Linked DNA regions of Homo sapiens: region 1 is linked to region 2. Evidence: read pairs that join two places in POLR2A ChIA-PET (ENCODE). Cell type or tissue: CD4-positive, alpha-beta T cell. All regions are shown on one strand. Each heading gives the region's core, and the rest is flanking DNA. Links, peaks and the distances in the headings are about the cores only.

Region 1 (5,971 bases), core at 1,972-5,971, 310 kb before region 2:
TTTTTTTTCCACTTTTTTCGGGGGCAGGGATGGAGTCTCTCTCTCTGTTGCCCAGGCTAGAGTACAGTGACACAATATCAGCTCACTGCAACCTCCGCCTCCTGGGTTCAAGCCATTCTCATGCCTCACCCTCCCAAGTGGCTAAGACTACAGGTGCATGCCACCACGCCTGGCTAATTTTTGTATTTTTTAGTAGAGACAGGGTTTCACTGTGTTGGCCAGCCTGATCTCGAACTCCAGACCTCGTGATCTGCCCACCTCAGCCTTCCAAAGTGTTGGGATTACAGGCGTGAGCCACCACACCCAAACAGTTTTCCACATTTATGTATCAATAAACAATTAGAAAATAAAAATTGTGGCCGGGTGCAGTGGCTCACACCTGTAATCCCAGAACTTTGGGAGGCCAAGGAGGGCAGATCACTTGAGGTCAGGAGTTCAAGAGCAGACTAACCAACATGGTAAAACCCCATCTCAACTAAAAATACAAAAATTAGGCCGGGCGCAGTGGCTCAAGCCTGTAATCCCAGCACTTTGGGAGGCCGAGGCAGGCGGATCACAAGGTCAGGCGTTCGAGACCAGCCTGGCCAACATGGTGAAACCCCATCTCTGCTAAAAAAAAAAAATGCAAAGATTAGCTGGGCATGGAGGCGTTCCCCTGTAATCCCAGCTACTCAAGAGGCTGAGGCAGGAGAATCACTTGAACCCGGGAAGCGGAGGTTGCAGTGAGCCGAGATTGTGCCACTGTACTCCAGCCTGGGCAACAGAGTGCGACTCCGTCAAAAAAAAAAATACAAAAATTAGGCCGGGTGCAGTGGCTCATGCCTGTAATCCCAGCACTTTGGGAGGCCGAGGCAGGTGGTTCACAAGGTCAGGAGATCGAGACCATCCTGGCTAACATGGTGAAACCCCGTCTCTACTAAAAATAATACAAAAAATTAGCCAGGCGTGGTGGCAGGTGCCTGTAGTCCCGGCTACATGGGAGGCTGAGGCGGATGGATCACCTGAGGTCGGGAGCTCGAGACCAGCCTGGCCAACATGATGAAACCCCGTCTCTACTAAAAATACAAAAAAATTTAGCTGGGCGAGGTGGCAGGCCCCTGTAATCCCAGCTACTTGGGAGGCTGAGGCAGTAGAATCGCTTGAACCCGGGAGGCAGAGGTTGCAGTAAGCCGTGATCACGCCATCACACTCCAATCTGGGGACAAGAGCTAGACTTCGTCTCAAAAAAAAAAAGAAAAGAAATTTAAACTACACTATTTATAATACCATAAAAAAAAACAAAGGAAAAAATGAAACATATATAAGACTTTGAAATAGAAAAAATATTATATAATAGAAAATTGAGAGAGAAGGAAAGAAAACTAAATACAAGAGCAGAAATACCATGTTAATGCATTGGAAAACTCAATATAGTAAAATGTCAATTCCACAGAAATGGCCAGGTGTGGTGGCTCACACCTGTGATCCCAGCACTTTGGGAGGCTGAGGCGGGTGGATCACCTGAGGCCAAGAGTTTGAGACCAGCCTGGGTAATCTGGTGAAACCCCATCTCTATTAAAAATACAAAAAACTTAGCTGGGTGTGGTGGCAGGCACCTGTAATTCCAGCTACTCTGGAGGCTGAGGCAGGGGAATCACTTGAACCCAGGAGGCAGAGGTTGCAGTGAGCCGAGATCATGCCATTGTTCTCCAGTCTGCTGTCTGTCTTGCTACTTCTTGTGGGGTTAACGGTCTTAAGGCTTCCAGAACAAGTTTTTTTTTTTTTTTTTTTTTGACGGAGTCTCGCTCTGTCACCCAGGCTGGAGTGCAGTGGCATGATCTTGGCTCACTGCAACCTCCGCCTCCTGGGTTCAAGCAATTCTCTGCCTCAGGCTCCTGAGTAGCTGGGATTACAGGCACCCACCACCATGCCCAGCTAATTTTTGTATTTTTAGTAGAGATGGGGTTTCCCCATCTTGGCCAGGCAGGTCTTGATCTCCTGACCTCGTGACCCACCCGCCTCAGCCTCCCAAAGTGCTGGGATTACAGGTGTGAGCCACCGCACCCGGCCAGAAAAAAACAATCTTAAAAAGCAATCGGAGGGTTAAAAAAAAAGAGGGATTTCAGCTAGGTGCACCTGTAATCTCAGCACTTTGGGAGGTCGAGGTGGGAGGATCACTTGAGCCCAGGAGTTTAAGACAAGCCTGGGCAACATAGGGAGACCCTGTCTCTACAAAAAGTAAACAAAATTAGCCAGGCATGGTGGCAGGCACCTGTAATCCCAGCTACTTGGAAAGCTGAGGTAGGAGGATATGCTTCAGCCCAGGAGGCTGAGAGTGACATGAGCCAGTGACTGCACCACTGCACTCCAGCCTGGGCAACAGAGTGAGACTGTCTCAAAAAAAAAAAAGAAGAGAGAGAGAGAGATTTCTTTCAATGAGAGACACTGGCTGTTGAGTTGATGTCTCAACAGAAACAATGGAAGCCGGGAGACAGTAGAATGGAAGCTTCAATATGCTAAGAAAAAATAACCATCAACCTAAGCTCTATACTCACATAAAATAGTGTTTTAGAGAGTAATATAATTTACCATATTAACAGAATAAAAATTTTAAAATCATACAGTCATCTCTACAAATGCACAAAAAGCATTTGACATAATTCAACATCCATCCATAATTAAAACTCTAGGTGTACTAGAAATGCAGAGAACTTCCTCAACCTGATAAAGGACACCTATGAAAAAGCCACAGCTGACATCCTTCCTACTAGTGAAAAACTGAATGTCTTCCCCCTAAACTCGGAAACAAGACACAGATGTCTGCTTTCTCCACTTCTACTCAACATTGTAACTGAGGGCCTAGCCAACACAATAAGGCAAGAAAAAGAAATAAGACATTCAGAATAGGAAAGAAGGCTGGGGGCAGTGGCTCATGCCTGTAATTCTAGCACTTTGGGAGTCCGAGGCAGACAGATTGCCTGAGCTCAGTAGTTCGAGACCAACCTGGGCAACACAGTGAAACCCTGTCTCTACTAAAATACAAAAAATTAGCCAGGCGTGGCAGCATGCACTTGTGGTCCCAGCTACATGGGAAGCTGAGGCAGGATAATTGCTTGAACCTGGCAGGTGGAGGTTGCCGTGAGATGAGATCACGCGCCACTGCACTCCAGCCTGGGAGACACAGACTGTCTCCAGAAAGAAAAAAAAAAAAAAAAAAAAGACAGAATGGAAAAGAAGAAGTAACAGTCGAAGAAAAATATGGCGTAAAAACAAATCGAAACAATACAGGAAGTAAAAAAAGGATAATGCATACGGGCGCGGTGGCTCACGCCTGTAATCCCAGCACTTTGGGAGGCCGAGGCAGGAGGATCACCTGAGGTCGGGAGTTCAAGACCAGCCTGGCCAACACGGTGAAACCCTGTCTCTACTAAAAAATACAAAATTAGCCGGGCGTGGTGGCACATGCCTGTAATCCCAGCTACTCAGGAGGCTGAGGCAGGAGAATTGTTTGAACTCAGGAGGTGGAGGTTGTGGTGAGCCAAGAACACACCATTGCACTCCAGCCTGGGCAACAAGAACGAAACTCCATCTCAAAAAAAAAAAAAAAAAAGATAATGCAGGAGAGACAAATAGCACAAAAGATGCAAATATAACCCCAGAATATCAATAACTACATTAAATTAATTAATTAATTTATTTTTGAGTCGAGGTCTCACTCTGTTGCCCAGGCTGGAGTGCAGTGGCACCAATCACGACTTACTGCAGTCTCAACCTGCTAGGTTCAAGTGATCCTCCTACCTCAGCTTCCCAAAGTACTGGGCTTACAGGCATGAGCCACAGCAACCCCCGGCCCTCTACATTAAATTTAAATGGAATAAATGCTCCTGCTTTTAAAAAAAGAAATACCATCAGGCGCGGTGGCTCATGCCTGTTATCCCAGCACTTTGGCAGGCCAAGATGGGCAGATCACCTGAGGTCAGGAGTTCAAGACCAGCTTGGTGAACATGGTGAAACCCCATCTCTAGTAAAAATACAAAAATTAGGCCGGGCGTGGTGGCGGGCGCCTGTAGTTCCAGCTACTTGGGAGGCTGAGGTAGGAGAATGGCGTGAACCTGGGAGGCGGAGCTTGCAGTGAGCCAAGATCGCACCACCACATTCCAGCCTGCAGCCTGGGTGACAGAGCGAGACTCTGTCTAAAAAAAAAAAAATACAAAAATACAAAAATTAGCCAGGTGTGGTGGTGCACGCCTATAATCCCAGCTACTCGGGAGGCTGAGGCAGGAGAATTGCTTGAACCCGGGAGGCGGAGGTTGCGGTGAGCCGAGATCACATTATTGCACTCCAACCTGGGCAACAGAAGTGAGACTCCGTCTCAAAAAAAAAAAAAAAAAAAAAGCCAAAAGGTGAAGTGAAAGGGTGAAAGGGTAGAAGAAGACCTGTCAGGAACCCTCAGGCAGGACTGACAGGTGTGCAGCCCTGTGCACCACTCCCAAGAGCACCTGGAAGTCCTTAGTGGATAACTGTGTGCATCTATGACATGGCAACTCCACAACCAGATGTGTTTCCAAGAGAATTCTTACACAGCTCCATAAAAGGAGGTATACCAGATGCCCACTGAAGCTATCTATCATGACAACCATTGTGGATTCACACCATTCAGAGGGACACAGCAGTAGTGGGCAAGGGCCAGATGTGCCACAGCAATGTGGCTAGGTCTTACACTACACCGACTTTGCAAGAACTCAAATAATGAAAAGGATGTACCTTATACATAGCAGACCATAGCAGACGGTTGCCTGTGGGGTGGGAAAGGAATGAAATGGTCCTGACATATTAAAGTAAATATATAGGCCAGGCATGGTGGTGCACACCTATAGTTCCAGCTACTCAGGAGGCTGAGGGAGGAGGATGGCTTGAGCCCAGGAGTATGAGACCAGCCTGGGCAACATGGTGAGACTCCATCTCACAAAAATAAATATGTAAGATAGCGGGGGTTGGTCTTGCCCAGACCCAGGATGATCACCTGCCATGAGCAGAGGAGTATGACCATCTCAACCCTCTACACCGAGGCCAAACACAAAGGAAATACAGAATACGGCAAAGAGCCACACACAGGGGCCTGGAACCTTGGTCCCAGCCATGAAACAGTCTACACCCAACATGCAGGTAAATTCATAGGCTGCGCTGGGAGGACACAGATAGAGCTCACACTGGGGCACATGCTTACGCACTGCACCCTACAGGCTCCACAAGCGGGTTCTGAACAAAGGATACCCCTCAGGGGCATGCGCATACTGTGGGGTATAGTCAAGCCCAAGTACCCACCCTGAGGACATCTTGGCACAGGTACACACCCGGGGTGAGTCACAGGACCAGCTGAGGCCAAGGACCTCTAAGAAACCTGCTCAGCCCAAGGCTCAGCAAGCTGGAGCCCTCAGGGTAGGGAGGAGATGGACAGGGGACTAACTGAGCAGGTCTAGGGGGTCCAGCCCAGAACAGGGGATCCCTAAACCCTCTGCTCCAATGCTCTGGCCACCATCTTGAGAGGGCTGAGAGGCCAGAGGGGCAGAGCTATCTCTCTTCCACATACTCTCCTGTGGGGCACAGGCTCAAGCCACCCACCCTGTGACCCACTGGTGCACCCACCTGGCCTCAGGCACAGCACACCTTTCCTCGCTCCACACAAATTTCTTCAGCACGTCAGAGCAGCAGTATTGGTCATCACAGGTACCACAGCAGAAATCTGGACAGGACTCGGGGAAGAGGCTGAGTCCACGGGAAGCCATACACACCTCACCACGTGCTGGAGAGGAGAAACACATCTGTTCACCTGTGCCCACGGGCCAGGCCCCAGCAGACACAGCGCCCTCCCTGGCACAGCCACCAGACCACACACACACACACATGCTGCACCGTCTCTGAGCCACCCTAGCCACAGGCCACCTTCTGACCCCTGGCCACTGCTCCCCCTCAGCCTTGCCCTATCCCACGG
Region 2 (8,387 bases), core at 2,121-6,120:
GCCTCCCCAGTAGCTGGGACTACAGGCACCCGCCACCACACCCAGCTAATGTGTTGTATTTTTAGTAGAGACGGGGTTTCACCGTGTTAGCCAGGATGGTCTCGATCTCCTGACCTCATGATCCACCCACCTTGGCCTCCCAAAGTGCTGGGATTACAGGCGTGAGCCACCGCGCCTGGCCTGTATTTTTTTAGAGATGGAGTTTCATCATGTTGGCCAGGCTGGTCTTGAACTCCTGACAGGTGATCCGCCTGCCTCAGCCTCCCAAAGTGCTGGGATTACAGGCGTGAGCCACCGTGCCTGGCCTGTTAATTTTTGTATTTTTAGTAGAGACAGGGTTTTGCCACATTGGCCAGACTGGTCATGAACTCCTGACCTCAAGTGATCCACCCACCTTGGCCTCCCAAAGTGCTGGGATTACAGGCGTGAGCCACCGCGCCTGGCCTGTATTTTTTTAGAGATGGAGTTTCATCATGTTGGCCAGGCTGGTCTTGAACTCCTGACAGGTGATCCGCCTGCCTCAGCCTCCCAAAGTGCTGGGATTACAGGCGTGAGCCACCGTGCCTGGCCTGTTAATTTTTGTATTTTTAGTAGAGACAGGGTTTTGCCACATTGGCCAGACTGGTCATGAACTCCTGACCTCAAGTGATCCACCCACCTTGGCCTCCCAAAGTGCTGGGATTACAGGTGTGAACCACCGCGCCTGGCCAAGCAGAACCATTTTGAAATGTTCCCTGTGAGTGGATCAGCAGCGGACATAGCACTTCTGTTACAATATAAAGTACCTGGAGAAAATGAGTCATTGCAAATTAGATTGTATAAAGATCACTTTGGCTATAGTTGATAGACAAAGGTAGTGGCTTAGGTTAGATGTGTGGCTTATGAACAGAAGGAAAACAAATAGATTCCAGAGATGAGAAAAAATCTATACAGTTTAGGCCAAGTACGGTGGCTTACTATTGTAATCCCAGCACTCTGGGAGGCCGAGGCGGCTGGATCATTTGAGGTCAGAAGTTCGAGACTAGCCTGGCAAACATGGTGAAACCCTGTCTCTACTAAAAATACAAAAAAAAAATTAGCTGGGCGTGGTGGCGCACTCCTGTAATCCTAGCTATTCAGGAGTCTGAGGTAGGAGAATCACTTGAACTTGGGAGGCAGAGGTTGTGGTGAGCCAAGATTGCGCCACTGCACTCCAGCCTCGGTGACAGAGCAAGACTCCATCTCAAAAAAAAAAAAAAAAAAAAAAAAAAAACTATATAGTTTAGTGACAGACTTAATGTGTCAGTGCTTGCTCTACAAATGCCAATCAAATGAAATTATATCTTTACTGCTATAAAAGACACAGTATTCAATATGGATCTCATTCAATCTATAAATAAGGGTGCTGTCATAAATTCTAAAATCATAAAATGTCAGAGTTACAGAGTATCTGTGAAGTCATCTGGTCTGGCCATGACAAGTAGGCTTCATCTCACATAGCAACTCTAGTTGAAGTCACAGATCCACCTGAGTCATTCTAGACTCCTTCCTTTCACTACTCACATCTACTTCATTAACAATTCCATCTGTTCTCCCTCCCACTTCATCTCTTAAATCAGTCTACCTACCTTGATCTCCACTATCATCCTAGTCTGAGGCACATCATTTCTTGCTTGGATGACTTGCAGTAGCCTCCAAACCTTTTTTCCCATTGCCAATCAATTCTCTTCACACTTATCAGAGTGATCTTAACATTGAGAAGGATAATTTGACAGCCTTTGTCAAAATTTTAAATGTAAACTGCCTTTAACCCAGCAACAATTCCAGTTCTAGGAATATGTTCTAAACAAAACTCACATGTGGAGAGAAATAAATGTGTGTGTGTGTGTACACACACACACACGTATAGATGAATATATACATATATTTGTGTATACAATCATCCCTCAGTATCTATGGGGAATTGGTTCCGTAGACCCCCATGGATACCAAAATCTGAAGATACTCAAAAATATAAAATAGCACAGTATCTGCATATAACCTATGCATATCTTCCTGTGTACTTTAAATCATCTCTAGATTACTTATAATACCTACTAATATGCCTATACACTACTTCATTCCTGTGGATTTAATGTAGTACTTGACACAGCAAATTCAAGTTTTGCTTTTTGGAACTTTGTGGAATTTTTTTCCTGAAAGTATTTGCATGATGGCAACACTGCACTTCAGCCTGGGCGACAGAGTAAAACTGTCTCTTAAAAAAATGTTTTTTTAATTTTTTAAATTAAAAAAATAAAAATCCACAGATGTGGTACCCACGGATACAAAGGGCTGACAGTAAATACATATATATGTATATGTGCATATGTACATACATGTGTATATGCAAACGCCATAATCATTATATTATCATATATAATATTCAAAAGGGAGAAACAAATTGCCTAGAAAAAGAAATTAAGGGAATATTGGTACAGTTATAGTACAAACCTCTATGTAGCCATTTAAATGAATGCAATGGTCCTATAAGAATTGACAAGGGGCCGGGTGCAGTGGCTCATGCTTATAATCTCAGCATTTTGGGAGGCCAAGGCAGGAGGATCATTTGAGCTCAGGAGTTTGAGACCAGCCCGCACAACATAGAAAGACCCCGTGTCTTTACAAAAAATTTAAAAATTAGTCAGGCGAGGTGGCATGCACTTGAGTCCCAGCTACTCAGGGGGCTGGGGTAGGGGATCCATTGAGCCCAGGAGGTCGAGGCTGTGATGAACCATGATTGTACCACTGCACTTCAGCCTGCGCAACAGAGGGAGACTATCTCTTAATTTTAACTTTAAAAATTAAAAAAAATGGGGCAGGTGTAGTGGCTCATGTCTGTAATCCCAGTGCTTTGGGAGGCCAAGATGGAATGATCACCAGCCTGGGCAATATAATAAGACCTCGTCTCTACAAAAACAAACAAACAAAATTAATTAGCCAGGCACAGCGGCTAATGCCTGTTGTCACAGCTACTTCAGATGCTGAGGTGGGAGGATGGCTTGAGCCTGGGAGGTCAAGGTTGCAGTGAACTGCAATCATGGCACTGCACTCTAGCCTGGGTGACAGAGCAAAAGACCCTGTCTTCAGCCATAAAAAGGAATCATTACTGACATATGCAACTTGGATGAACCCCAAAAACATTTAAATAAAAGCAGCCAGACACAAAAAAATCACATATTGTATGATTTCTTTTATATGCAATATCCAGAATAGTTAACCCATAGAGCCAACTGATGGTTGCCAGGAGATGAAAGGAGGGGAGAATGAAAAGTGATTATTTATTGGGTACAGGTTGTTCTTCTGAGGGAATGAAAAGATTCTTCAACTAGAGAGCTGCCGTGGGTGCATAACATTGTGAATGCGCTAAATGCCACAAAATTATACACTTTAAAAGATTAATTATATGTTATCCGAATTTCACCTCAATTAAAAAAAAAGGCATTATGCAAAGTAAAAAGTAAGCCAGGCTCAAAAAAGACCACATATTGAATGATTCCATTTATGTAAAATTCCCAGAGAAGTTAAAACCAGAAAAACACAAAGTAGATGAGCGGTAGGCTGGGGCTGCAGGGGGAATGGGGAGTGACTGCAAATAGACACAAAAGAGGGAACTTTTGGGGGTGAAAAATGTTCTCAAAGTGTGGTGATAGCTGTACAAGTCTGTAAGTTTACTAAAAATAAATTGTACACTTAAAATGGGTGAATTTCATGATATATAAATTATATCTCAATAAAGCTCTGAAAAAAAAAACTATTGAAAGTCCTTCAACATGAGTCATGTAAATTTTAAGTACAACGAAAATAGGAAGGAAAAGAAACAAAGAGATGCAGAAATAAGCAGGAAAAAACTAGGACATTTTTCATTCATTTAGTAAATATTTACTATATGCTAGACATTGAGATTAGGGAGGGAGCAAAACAAACCATCTGTCCTCATGGAACTTATAATCTAATTGTGACTAACAATAAAAAAGCACATCCTATAACACAATGCAGCAATGACGCAGTAGGTTCTGAGGTGTAGTAACAGGAAGAAAATAATTTACCACATCCTTTATTCATTTGGTGTTACAGGCAACTTTGAGCAGAAAAAGCTTTTTTTTTTTTTTTTCGAGACTCTCACTCTGTCGCCCAGGCTGGAGTGCAGTGGCACAATCTTGGCTCACTGCAAGCTCCGCCTCCCAGGTTCACGCCATTCTCCTGCGTCAGCCTCCTGAGTAGCTGGGACTACAGGCGCCTGCCACCACGCCTGGCTAATTTTTTGTGTTTTTAGTAGAGACGGGGTTTCACCGTGTTAGCCAGGATGGTCTCAATCTCCTGACCTTGTGATCCGCCCGCTTTGGCCTCCCAAAGTGCTGGGATTACAAGGCGTGAGCCACTGCGCCTGGCCAGAAAAAACTTTTACTACTTTATTTGATACCTTATGTTCTAATTAAACTTGAAAAAATTTAGTTCTGAAATACACGTGGATTTTTTAAACTCTGAGAACTTTGTAAACACAACTGTGTTCTACAGACAGCAAAAGCTTCTCTAAACTTGTGTTAGTCACATGGTCAAATTAGACATAATGCTCCGTACATATTGAAGCACAAAGAACTAAAGATAAGAGGCAAATAATTCTGACTGGAAAAGAATAGGAGGTACCTCTTCTAGTTTCTGGATACAGAAGACAAAAGTCCATTTGCATAGAAATTTGGGCAAGAGAGCCTTAATTCTTCCTTGGGTATAATGAAGTTGTCCGCCGGGCATAGGGGCTCACACCTGTAATCCCAGCAAGAGGACTGCTGAGACCAAGGGTTCGAGACCAACCTGGGCAAGGTGGCAAGACCCTATCTCTACCAAAAAAAAAAAAAAAAAAAAAATTAGCTGGCAGGATGGTATGCACGTGTAGTCCTAGATATTTGGGAGGCTGAGGCAGGAGGATTGCTGGAATCCAGGAGTTCGAGGTTTCAGTGAGCTATCATCAAGCCACTGCATTACAGCCTGGGCTACAGAGTAAGATCCTGTCTCTTTAAAAAAAAGGCTGGACATGGTGGCTCACGCCTGTAATCCCAGCATTTTGGGAGGCCGAGGCGGCGGATCACGAGGTCAGGAGATTGAGATCATCCTGGCTAACACAGTGAAACCCTGTCTCTACTAAAAATACAAAAAATTAGCCAGGCGTGGTGGCACGCACCTGTAGTCTTAGCTACTTGGGATGCTGAGGCAGAAGAATCACTTGAACCCGGGAGGCGGAGGTTGCAGTGAGCCGAGATTGTGCCACTGCACTCCAGCCTGGGCAACAGAGCGAGACTCCATCTCAAAAAAACAAAACAAAACAAAACAAAACAAAACAAAAACGCTAAAAGCTGTCTACTGTCTCCAGAAAATTTTATATAATTTAGGTAGCTGCTATGAGCCATGTTAAAGATCCTAAGTAAAGCCAGATAAGATAAAGGAGGAAAGTGGGGCCAGGATGTGTTGGCTCACACCTGTAATTCCAGTACTTTAGGAGGCCAAGGCGGGTGGATCACCTGAGGTCAGGAGTTCAAGACCAACCTGGCCAACATGGCGAAACCCCACCTCTACTAAAAATACAAAAATTAGGGCCAGGCGCAGTGTAATCCCAGCACTTTAAGAGGCCGAGGTGGGTGGGTCACGAGGTCAAGAGATGGAGACCATACTGGCCAACATGGTGAAACCCTGTCCCTACTAAAAATACAAATATTAGCTAGGCGTGGTGTCTCGCGCCTGTGGTCCCAGCTACTCAGGAGGCTGAGGCAGGAAAATCACTTGAACCCAGGAGGCACAGGTTGCAGTGAGCTGAGATAGTGCCACTGCACTCCAGTCTGGCGACAGAGCGAGAATCCGTCTCAAAAAGATTAAAAAAAAAAAAATTAGCCTGGCGTGGTGGCTTGCACATGTAATCCCACCTACTCAGGAGGCTGAGGCAAGAGAATTGCTTGAACCACGGAGGTGGAGGTTTCAGTGAGCCAAGATTTTGCCACTGCACTCCAGCCTGGGCAACAAGAGTGAGACTCCATCTCAAAACAAAAAATAAATAATCAAGGAGGAAAGTTATTAACGTTAACAGAGAAGGGTCACTGAGTGGGATATTCAACTGACTTTAACAATCCTTTCTATCCACACAGAAAGTTAACAGGTTTTCAACATTTTAAGAAAAATATTTTTTGAATCTTGATCTAAGTTTGGCCATTTTGCTGATTTTAAACATTCTGTAATGCCTTGTTCCATTTGTATTTCCAGAAAGTTCCATGAGTCTGACATGCACCAGAGTAGAAAATCATTGCTACAAATTGAAAACATATCATAGAATCAGAGGAGTTCAGAGTTTATTCAGCCTTGAAATTGGGGAAGCCCTCCAGCAACTTACAGCACAGCTCTAATAGGAAACAAGCAGATCATTTTTATTTTCTAATCTCAAGCTTTGTGCTTTATAAATATTTAGTTATTAATTTCAACAGATTTTTCAGGATATAAAGAAAATGGCTGCAGTTTCAATTTACCAGTTCTTTTTGTTTGTTTTGTTTTATTTTTGAGACAGAGTCTCGCTCTGTTGCCCAGGCTGGAATGCAATGGTGCAATCTCGGCTCAATGCAGCCTCCACCTCCCAGGTTCAAGTGATTCTCCCACCTCAGCCTCCCAAGTAGCTGGGAAACTACAGGCGCCCACCACCACACCTGGCTAATTTTTGTATTTTCAGTAGAGACAGGGTTTCGCCATGTCAGCCAGGTTGGTCTTGAACTCCCGACCTCAGGTGATCTGCCTGCCTCGGCCTCCCAAAGTGCTGGAATTACACGCGTTAGCCACTGCACCCAGCCTTCAATTTACCAGTTCTAAAGCCCCTTGATATTCAAACAGTGCTGGCATGGTTTTGTTATGTACAAACATACATACACACACATACACATACATATAAAATATATGATATACATACATATTTTATATATTATATATATATATGACTTAGCTCATACCTGACAAAAAGTAAGTCAGCTTTATTATGCTTTAAAAAGGAAGCTGGACGGGCACGGTGGCTCACACCTGTAATCCCAGCACTTTGGGAGGCTGAGGCGGGCGGATCACGGGGTCAGGAGATTGAGACCATCCTAGCTAACAGGGTGAAACCCCGTCTCTACTAAAAATACAAGAAATTAGCCAGGCGTGGTGGCGGGCGCCTGTCCCAGCTACTCGGGAGGCTGACGCAGGAGAATCGCTTGAACCTGGGAGGCGGAGGTCACAGTAAGCCGAGATCGCGCCACTGCACTCCAGCCTGGGTGACAGAGCAAGACTCTGTCTCAGCGGAAAAAAAAAAAAAGAAGAAGAAAGAAGAAGAATGAAAACAGGGCCAGGCGTGGTGGCTCACGCCTGTAATCCCAGCACTTTGGGAGGCCAAAGCAGGCGGATCACAAGGCCAGGAGTTTGAGACCAGCCTGACCAACATGGTGAAACCCCATCTCTACTAAAAATAAAAAAATTAGCTGGGCGTGGTGGCACGCGCCTGTAATCCCAGCTACTCAGGAGGCTGAGGCAGGAGAATCGCTTGAACCCAGAAGGTGGTGGTTGCAGTGAGCCAAGATCACACCATTGCACTGCAGCCTGGGTGACAGTGCGAGACTCCATCTCAAAAAAAAAAAAAAAAAAAAAGAAGCTAGAAGCTGGCTTTATTACTAATACTTCTCCAACCTTGCCTCCTATACCTCTCTCCCCTGTTCCCATCTGACCATCTAAAACCCTCCTTCTGCCCAGAAAAGGAATATTTTCACAGCCTGTGTGTGTACATCCACTGATACCCTCCTTCTCATTCTTCCAGGCAGTTCCTATATCCCTCCCCTAGAATCCTGTACATTTATAAGTGAAAACACCCTAGGCACATTGAAACTGGTTCATTGTCTGTCTAGAGTATAGACCATGAACTCTTAGAAGACTGGCATTTTGTCAGACTCATTTCTAAATCTCTAGCATCTAGCACAGTGCTCAGCACATGGCGGATTAAAATTTACTAACTGGGGCCGAGGCAGGCGGATCACAAGGTCAAGAGATAGAGACCATCCTGGCCAACATGGTGAAACCCCATCTCTACTAAAATACAAAAATTAGCCGGGTGTGGTGGCGCGTGACTGTAGTCCCAGCTACTCAGAAGGCTGAGGCAGGAGAATTGCTTGAACCTGGGAGGTGGGGGTTGCAGTGAGCCGAGATCGCACCACTGCACTCCAGCCTTGCGACAGAGAGAGACTCCATCTCAAAAAAAAGAAAAAATTTACTAACTGGGTATACAAATTATCCTATCCAAACTTCAGCCTGCAGATAGTCTCTCAACAGCAGTACAGTATGGAATCAAAGCAATGTTCACCTCACCTAAGCCC

Evidence for each region. Peaks named below come from ENCODE experiments on the same cell type or tissue, not always from the same donor. Only the 100,000 strongest peaks of a DNase experiment are listed, where the experiment ranks them.
Region 1: POLR2A ChIA-PET joins it to region 2 with 5 read pairs; 2 of 35 experiments call an interaction of 5 or more read pairs at or near these places.

What each region holds. Positions count from the first base shown.
Region 1 is chr3:48,495,512-48,501,482 of GRCh38, forward strand. SHISA5 (shisa family member 5) reads right to left here. Exons shown (of 6, transcript NM_016479.6): 2 at 5,626-5,782. Among named protein-coding and RNA genes, the nearest start is that of SHISA5, 5.7 kb to the right of the region's middle. In CD4-positive, alpha-beta T cell, for the core only: no CTCF peak of the experiment used is centred there; no DNase peak of the experiment used is centred there.
Region 2 is chr3:48,808,372-48,816,758 of GRCh38, forward strand. The region is part of intron 1 of PRKAR2A (protein kinase cAMP-dependent type II regulatory subunit alpha); the gene reads right to left. Among named protein-coding and RNA genes, the nearest start is that of PRKAR2A, 35 kb to the right of the region's middle. In CD4-positive, alpha-beta T cell, for the core only: no CTCF peak of the experiment used is centred there; a DNase peak (open chromatin) is centred at 4,060; H3K27ac peaks cover 1,463 bases.